Linked DNA regions of Homo sapiens: region 1 is linked to region 2. A link is an interaction called in ENCODE POLR2A ChIA-PET data of the cell type or tissue named here. Cell type or tissue: GM12878. All regions are shown on one strand. Each heading gives the region's core, and the rest is flanking DNA. Links, peaks and the distances in the headings are about the cores only. Region 1 has its middle 24 kb from the start of ACTL6A. Region 2 overlaps PIK3CA (phosphatidylinositol-4,5-bisphosphate 3-kinase catalytic subunit alpha).

Region 1 (4,400 bases), core at 80-4,079, 360 kb before region 2:
TCAAGTGATTCTCCTGCCTCAGCCTTCTAGAATAGCTGGGATTACAGGTATGCACCACCACGCCCAGCTAATTTTGTATTTTTTAGTAGAGATGGGGTTTCTCCATGTTGGTCAGGCTGGTCTCGAACTCCCGACCTCTGGTAATCTGCCCACCTCAGCCTCCCAAAGTGCTGGTCTTACAGGCGTGAGCCACCGCACCCGGCCAAAACATTTTAATGTTAAAACAAACACTGATAAAGCACTGAGTAGAATGTAAAATTTAAATAATTTTTGGAAAAATCCCAAACTTTTTGCTTGCTGCAGGCCATTTCAAACTTTCTCCTCAGTGACCGTTGCCTCACCCCTCATGCTGGACACACATCCACACACATCTCTAGTTTGAGGAGAAGTGAAAGGAAAGTACTTTGGCGTAAAGATTCAGAAATTGTTACTAGTAGAATCAACCAAAAAAGAGAGTACAACCTACCCAAGCGTGGGACCAAACTAAATTTGGGGTCAGAGAATTAGGATGAATTAGGATGCAGGATCCGTTGTATCAGCAGTTGCATTTTTGCAACAGTTTGTTAACTAGCAATACAGATACTGGCAAGTCAAAACGGTAATAGCCAAATGACATTAAACGGTATCAAGAAGCAGTTTTCATAATGATGAAACTCGGCAAAATTTTTCTCTCACCTTATTTTCCCTTTTCCCATGGCAGTAACCACTGCCACTCTCCCATAGGTGACACTTGGCCTTCGCCTGTCCCTTTGTTGTCTAAAGCACTCTTACTGAGGAACACTATTTAGGTTTTATTTTTCTTTCTTTCTTTCTTTTTTTTTTTTTTTTTCCAGAGATAGACTCTCACTCTGTCATCCCAGGTAGAATGCAGTGGCATGATCATAGCTCACTGCAGCTTCAAATGTGTAGGACCAAGTGATCCTCTAGCCTCAGCCTCCCAAGTAGCTAGGACTATAGGTGTGAGTCACCATGCCTGACTGATTAAAAAAAAATTGGGGGTAGGTAGAGATGGGGTCTCATTATGTTGCCCAGGTTAGTCTTGAACTCCTGGCCTCAAGCAATTCTCCCAAAGTGCTGGGATTACAGGCATGAGCCACTGTGCCTGGCCAGGTTTTCATTCTACAGAGTTCTCCAAACTTTACGTGCTTCTAACAAAGGATCAGGTCACACGGCCTAACAAATATAGTAGAATTTTTAACAAGCCAAATAACAAGGGAAATTTTTAAAATAGAATTAGTCCTAAAAAAATATTGAACTCCTGGTTAAGTTAATCATACTGAGATACTACAGCCCTTGCATTCCTCCTAAGCAAAAATTTGAAGGCCCTCTATACTGGTTTCTGCTGAGCATTAAGAGCTAAGTATTTTGATTAGCTAATTACAAAACTTTACATGAAATGTAATGAACTCTTCCAGTTAACGATCTCAAGGGATGTTTGTGTTTTAAAATAGATGCCTGTGAATCCAAATGAATGAATCTCTACTTGGCTGAAAACATGGGGAAGATATTTTTCTTCTTCATTTTCTATTTTTAATTTGAATTTCTTTATACATATGCATATGTTATGTTGTAATTTTACATAGATGAATAAATGCTATCACATTATACATACTGGGTTTCCCAATGAAGTCTTTTAATGTTTTTCTTTTTTTTTTTTTGTATTGGTTCCCTAAACCCCACATCACCCCCTGTATCAGTTTCCTAGGGCTCTCACAACAAAATGTCACAAATGGAGTGGCTTCAAACAACTGTGAGAAATTCATTGTCTCACAGTTCTGGAGGCTAGAAGTCCAAGATCAAGGTGTTGGCAGGACCATGCTCCCTTGGAAGCCTCAGAGGAAGATCTTTCCTTTCCTCTTCCAGCTTCTGGCAGCCTCAGATGTTCCCTGGCTTCTGACAACCCAACTCCAATCTCTCTGCCTCCATCCCGTCACCACGTGGCCCCTCGCAGGGCTGTATTATCCCGTGTCTGCACTGCTTTCCCTCTGTGAGAGTCTGTCTCTATGTCCAAATGTTGCCCTCTAATAAGGATACCAGTCATGTTGAATTAATTGAATTAGTGTTCACCGTAATGACCTCGTCTTAATTTGAATACATCTGCAAAGACCCTATTTCCAAATAAGGACACATTCACAGTGATATAATTTAGATATTTGTCGCCGCCCAAATCTCATGTTGAATTTTAATCCCCAATGCTGGAAGTGAGGCCTGATGGGAGGTATTTGGATGATGGCGGATCCCTCATGGCTTGGTGCTATCTTCAAGATAGTAAGATCTCACAAGATCTGGTCACTTAAAAGTATGTGGCACCTTGCCCACCCATTCTCTTGCTCTTGCTCCCATTCTTACCCTGTGATAAGCCTGCTCCCCCTTTGCCTTCTGCCATGACTGTTAGTTTCCTGAGGCCTCCCAAGAAGCAGATGCTGCTGTGCTTCCTGGACAGCCTGCAGAACTGTGAGCCAGTTAAACCTCTTTTCTTATAAATTACGCAGTCTCAAGTATTTCTTTATTGCAGTGCAAGAATGGCCTAACAGACACAGGCAGTAGGGGTTACGGCCTTACCATATCTATTTGGGAGTGATATCACTCAACTCATGACACCTCCCAAACCCATGTTACCCAACCTAGTTTGCACCCTTCAGCACTTTCTCACTCGTTCTCCCAGTTTCCCATGCCTGCAGGGGGCCTTTCCATTTCCTCCCTTCTTCCATCCAGCTCTTTCCTACCAAGACAACTGGGTTAGCAGCCTAAAATCCCATTTCTAACCCAGCACTGGCCTTTGCTATAGTATCACAAAGGCAGGCAAGAGCAGCGATCACAGCATCAGAGCCACAGGGGCAGGAAAAAATTTCTGGGGCTCTTTTGGTGTCGGCTTTGCATTTGCTCAGTGCTCTAAAAACAACAGGCAAGGAGGGGTGGACTGGGATAGATCTGCTTATCTTGACCAAAAGCACATTTCCCAGGGAAGGGAAAGTTTAGGTACTTTTCCCTCCCCAGCACCCCTACCCCACCTCTGCCTTGAAGCTTAAGTCAGAGTCTTGCTCTGTAGCCTGGCAGCAGCATTTTGATTATAGAGTAAATAACTTTTGTACAGACTTCCTTCTGCTTTTCTAATAATGTGTCCACATTCTCTATTTTGATGAAAACCATTGAAAAATGCCTATGGTGTTTTAGAAAAGTTTAACAACTCAAACACCAACAAGCAAATGCCTCAGTCAACTCTCTCGGCATCTCTTTTCCCATCCCTCAAAACCCCTCAAATGCCAGTACTAATCCATTTGAGAGGACTGTGAGTAGGGAAGGCATTTTTATTTTATTTTATTTTATTATTATTATACTTTAAGTTTTAGGGTACATGTGCACAATGTGCAGGTTAGTTACATATGTATACATGTGCCATGCTGGTGTGCTGCACCCATTAACTCGTCATTTAGCATTAAGTATATCTCCTAATGCTATCCCTCCCGGGAAGGCATTTTTGAGCAACTGAGAATTGGGGTCAGTCCTCATCCAAGACAACTTATAAATCAGGGCAGTTCAAGGAGGCTGGCTGGTCCAATTCAGGAGTCTGAGCTTTGTGGAGGTCACCCGTTACTGTCTGCCCAGCACTTCCCTCCTCTCCTGAAGAACAGCTCCTGTCCTTACTCCAACTAGTTGGTTCTAGACAAATACTGATCTCAGGGCTAGGCAAGTAACCCAAGCATGGATCTTCAAAGTCCTCATTCAGGAGTTGTAAAATTGGAACAAAAACATCAGGGACTGTCCCATGTGTGATGAAGTTGAAATGGTGAGCCTGGAAGGAGCTTCGGGCCTCTCCATCACTGTGCAGTCTGAGAAAGGGGCAGGGACAGGTAATCCTAATGGCATTTGACTTCCTGCTTCCAGGCATCCCTGGAAGCCCACTTGTGCCCTGCCCTTTCCTCAGTTTATGAGAACCAAAAATTCCCGCTTTCGCTTATTCTATTTTGGCTTCATTTCTGTCATTTGCAACCAAAAGAGTCCTGACTAGTACAACACTTCCTGTCTATGGGGAAGTTCAGCAATCACTTTGTCCCCTCACCCAGAGCCTAATCCAGCCAAAGCTGAGATACTGAGACCCATATTTATCCTTGGTCAACCAGTTAAATGAGGAATGCCACAGCTACTTGAATGGAATGGTTGCGCCTGCTATCCTCGGTCTTCCTCCTAAAACAAACAAAACCCCCCCAAAACCAACAGTGTTGTGCTGAATGTGAAATTTCATTTTATAAATGAATAAATAAATATATATATTTTCTAGGAATCCTGTAGAAGAGACAGATTTTTGTCAGCTAAACTGAGTCAGGAAAGGATCAAGAGAGTTGAGGAAATCAGTCAAACACATTAACATGGAGGCTGCAAATAGAGAAAAGTCTTTGCAA
Region 2 (4,400 bases), core at 149-4,148:
TTCCCAAAGTATTTAATATACAACAAGGATTAGACACTGGAAAAAGTCTGGCTCTAGATGTACTGAGTATCCTTGTTTGCCATATAAATACTTAGGTCCCTGACATTTTTGTCTAGTTATTTATCTATCCTTGCTATTATCTTTTTGTCCACATCACAACCTCAGCCTATGTCCTTGGACTGATTTCCTTTCTTAGGAGCTATTATAGTAATCTCTTATTCTTTCCTCTTATACCATATTGATATATTATTGGTATTCTTACAAATAGATATAAAGCACAGAATGTATAGTGCACTGAAATTTTATTGCACTTAAGGTGATCACTTAATGTCTATTCTTAACCTGCTCATTTCAAATGCCAAATTTATTGGTCAAAACAACTTTTTCCTGGCTCTACATAAATTAATCAGATAAATCCATAAACAGCTTCTTGCAAAAATAATACATTTTCTTCCAACTATACTCTAATGAACGTAAGATATTGTATTTTTTTAAGTGAATACACCCCAAGTCTATCTGGGATGTTACGACATTGGATGAAAGACATGATATACAGTAAAAATTTGATTTAAATAACAATGCTTTTTCCATGATAAAGACCAAACAATAACTTTATATCCTGATGTAATTGGTTGCCATCTGCCCCATTTTCTGGCAATAACAAAATATCCTAGTATTATGTTAGTAATAATGAAAATGTCCATTGCAAGCAATTATTGACTAATAGTGATTTATCATCCTTCAGTATTTGATCTCTGGCAAAAGGGCTATTTCACAACAGGAAAGCTTGAAGTAATAACTTTGGCAAGCAAAGAAACTCAGATCTCCCAGAAGTGCAATCAGAGAGAGGGTAGCTTAATTTCAGCACAAGTGTCACCTAGCTAAGATGTGAAGACAAGTTCTATGAATGAAAGCAACAACAATGTGAAGTCATGTAAGCACAGATTTCTAAAAAATCCATCTTTTCGATAATACAATACAGCCAAAATACTTCAATGGTGGGAGAGAAATATTAGTAAGTGGTCTTTATTTTCCCTTTCAAGCATTTACTATTTATTTATACTTATGTACAGTTCAATGTACCAAGTATCTTGGAAATTATAATTACTATACCTTAAAAAGCAAGCAATGAGAATGACAAACTGAAATGGGTATAACTGTGTAAAAGCAGCAACATACATGATCAGTGAGTAGAATATTACCCTTTTTTTTTGAGACAGGGTCTCTCTCAGTTATCCAGGCTGGAGTACAGTGCTACGAACACGGCTCACTACAGCCCCAACCCCAGGCTCAAGCAATTCTCCTGCCTCAGCTTCACGAGTAGCTAGGAACTAGGACTACCTGTGTGTGCTACCATGCCCAGCTAAATTTTTTTTAATGCAGAGATGGGGTCTCGCCATGTTGCCCAGGCTGATCTTGAACTCCTGGGCTCTGGTGATCTTTCTGCCTCTGACTTTCAAAGTGCTGGGATTAGAGGCATGAGTCATAGCACCCAGCCAATACTGCCACTCTTATTCACTGATGCTCTGTATGACATTAGTTAACCACCCAAGGCATGCAGTTAAACAATAAATTACTTACAATGATTTAATACATTAAAATGCTTCTTTATAAAGCTTATCAACTGACAAAAACTTTTAAACTGGCTATTTAACATAAGTCATTAAAAGCTGTCAATTATTCCAAACAACTGCTTCACATGTTATGATTCATGAGCTAACTTCTGCTGACATTAAAATAAAGGCACAGAGGAAGACGTAAGAAAGTTTGAAAAAGGGAACTTTAAGATCTAAAACTTTAAGCCGTCACTAGGGAGTAAAGAGGTAATTCAGGAAAGGGAACGACTGAAGAGATTAAAGTGAAGAGAAATGGGAAAGTTTTTAGGTTGGACAGAGATACCGTAAAGGACAACTCTTTTGTGTATGTGCCCAATAATTATAATTACAGAGATAAATATGTGATGGAGTATCCTGACATGGTAAAAATTCAGAGTGAGAGCATCTAGTACTATGGTATATAAAGAAGACATTCAAACCTCTATTTCTTAAATTACAAGACTTTAAAGGTTAAAATAAAACTAGAATATAATCTTTGAACTTCACCTAGCTGATACTCTTTTGATAGGTGCTTTATGGTGTATGTGACTATGATTTAGTAGACTTATACTAATTTTGAGGAACATAAGGAAAAAAGGCAGAGAAAATATGTTTAATTATCTCCACTGTCAATATTGGAAGTTAGAAATTTAACTTCTGACATAAACCCCTCAAAATAATGAAGTATTAAAAAAATAAAATTATGGGTCCTATTTCTATTGCATAATTCACAGAATTAAAACAATTAGTTAATTTGTTTAAAAAATCTACTTTCCCATCTAGAATCAGCTAATTAAGATGTGCTTGGTTTCTTTGTTACAACTGGGTTTATAATACTAGTGTTCTTACCCATCACTAGTCTACTCACAATAGTATCATTAGCACTAAGATCTAAATAACAGTGCCGTATTTATGACTGCACTTTAGTTTCCACAAAAGCAAAATTCTGAGAACAGCATGAGTCATTATCCCTAGGGTAAAAAAAAAATAATGTTTCTTTGGTCAGAATATGAAACTTATTGCTGATACCAGTAATTTAGTCTAGAAATTCCTTTTCTGAATAAAAGGAACAGAATGTTTCTTTTCTCTATTCACACACTCCAAAACTAACAGAACTGTCCATCTGTCTGCTTTTACTACTCTCCATATCTGGTGTGTGGTGACAGAAAAACAACCTTTAATCTAGCTATTTTCAGTACTGCTCTTTTGTTCTTCTGTTCTCTCAGTTTGTCTTTTTGCCAGGACAAAACACACAAATACACACACATAGAGACACACACACTCTCTCCGACCTTTCTCTTCCTAGTGGGGTATTTATGACAAAATCATGCATTAATACACAGAGAACATTCTAAACATGGATATGTATATCCATAATGTTAAATGTTAAACAGTTCTCAGGTTCACATTTTATATTTCATCTTAAAACATCTTCATTAATTAAAAGTTACAAAGGTAAAGAAATACTGATGTTATTATTTAATTAAAGTGTGTCCCCCCAAATTTCCTCAATAGAATGTTGAAATGATCTCTGTTGTTTTTATGGCCTCCTTTAATTGTTTCATTTGTTGGTACCTCTTACTCTGCTCATTATTCAAATGTGGAATACATTCTTCATGACATCACCACTTTCTCAATCTCCAAGGTTAAAACATTTGGTGCTTTCAACTCCTCTCTTGCATGACATCACTTCCACCCCTTAAATTACCCTCAAATTCATCACCTTTTTTTTTCAATCTTCTCTATCACTATTAGACCCTAAAAGAGTTCTCATATGCAGGACTGATCTGTCTCTAATTCAACAAGCATTCATTAAGCAATTACCTTCTATTAAGACACTAGCAGCTGAAGCAAAGGGATGGGTGATGGAAAGGAAAGGAGGAGAAAAACACTCATACAAGTATATAAATGAAGTATATAAATGAGGTTGAAAAGACCTTATTATCTAACAATCTACAAGGCAGAACGTGGTAATTTTAGGAGAAAGTGGGCCTGATTTCTGACAGGTACAGAATGAGAAGAGTGCAACAGGTTAAGTAGACAGTATGAACTAAGACAAGAGGCCCTGAAAGCACAAAGTATCCAATTTCTCCCCACCCACTTCATTATCTACAGTGTCACTAGAATTGGCTATCTAAAAACATATATCTAATTACACCATTACTCAATTAAGACAATATTGTGGATCTCTAGTAACTATGCAATACAGCCTTGACTCAAGCCTCAAACATTACAACTGTGCTCTTCTCTTATTTTTCCCACACTCCAAGCTCTAATCTTACTAGATCAATCTTTTCCCTTTACAGTTTTTTGCCTTTGTAAATATGCTCCATAATCTTTTACCTCATATTCACATTTATTGCCATTTTAATCATACTCATCCTTTAAATTCAGCCCAAGTAGCTTCTGTAAAGTCCCTTCACAGTCTTATTAAACTTGGCTGATAATTCCAGATGAACTTTTGAATATTTTGCTAAATTCAAAAACAAAAATCAAGGCAAAACTTCTTGTTATTTTGAGAACAGGGAGAACTGACATCTTTACAAGATGTTTTTCCTATCCAAATATGTATTTGGATAGGAATGTCATTGGATTTCAATGTTTCTCAGTAGTTAATTTTTCAAATTGAACTATAGTTAACATACAACGAACTCTGCACATCTTAAGCATTAAGTTTGATGACTTTTGACAACTTCTTACACCCACGTAACCACTGCACAAAACAAGATATATAATATACATTTCTATTATCCTAGAACATTCTGTCATGCTCTTTTCCAATTAATTTCTCTCTCTGCCCCCAGG

What was found. ChIA-PET counts read pairs that join two places held together with the same protein. Peaks named below come from ENCODE experiments on the same cell type or tissue, not always from the same donor. Only the 100,000 strongest peaks of a DNase experiment are listed, where the experiment ranks them.
Region 1: POLR2A ChIA-PET joins it to region 2 with 8 read pairs; 2 of 35 experiments call an interaction of 5 or more read pairs at or near these places.

Annotation. Positions count from the first base shown.
Region 1 is chr3:179,536,500-179,540,899 of GRCh38, reverse strand. No RefSeq gene overlaps it. Among named protein-coding and RNA genes, the nearest start is that of ACTL6A, 24 kb to the left of the region's middle. In GM12878, for the core only: no CTCF peak of the experiment used is centred there; no DNase peak of the experiment used is centred there; H3K27me3 peaks cover 166 bases.
Region 2 is chr3:179,179,484-179,183,883 of GRCh38, reverse strand. All of the region lies in intron 1 of PIK3CA (phosphatidylinositol-4,5-bisphosphate 3-kinase catalytic subunit alpha), which reads right to left. Among named protein-coding and RNA genes, the nearest start is that of PIK3CA, 33 kb to the right of the region's middle. In GM12878, for the core only: no CTCF peak of the experiment used is centred there; DNase peaks (open chromatin) are centred at 2,513 and 2,750.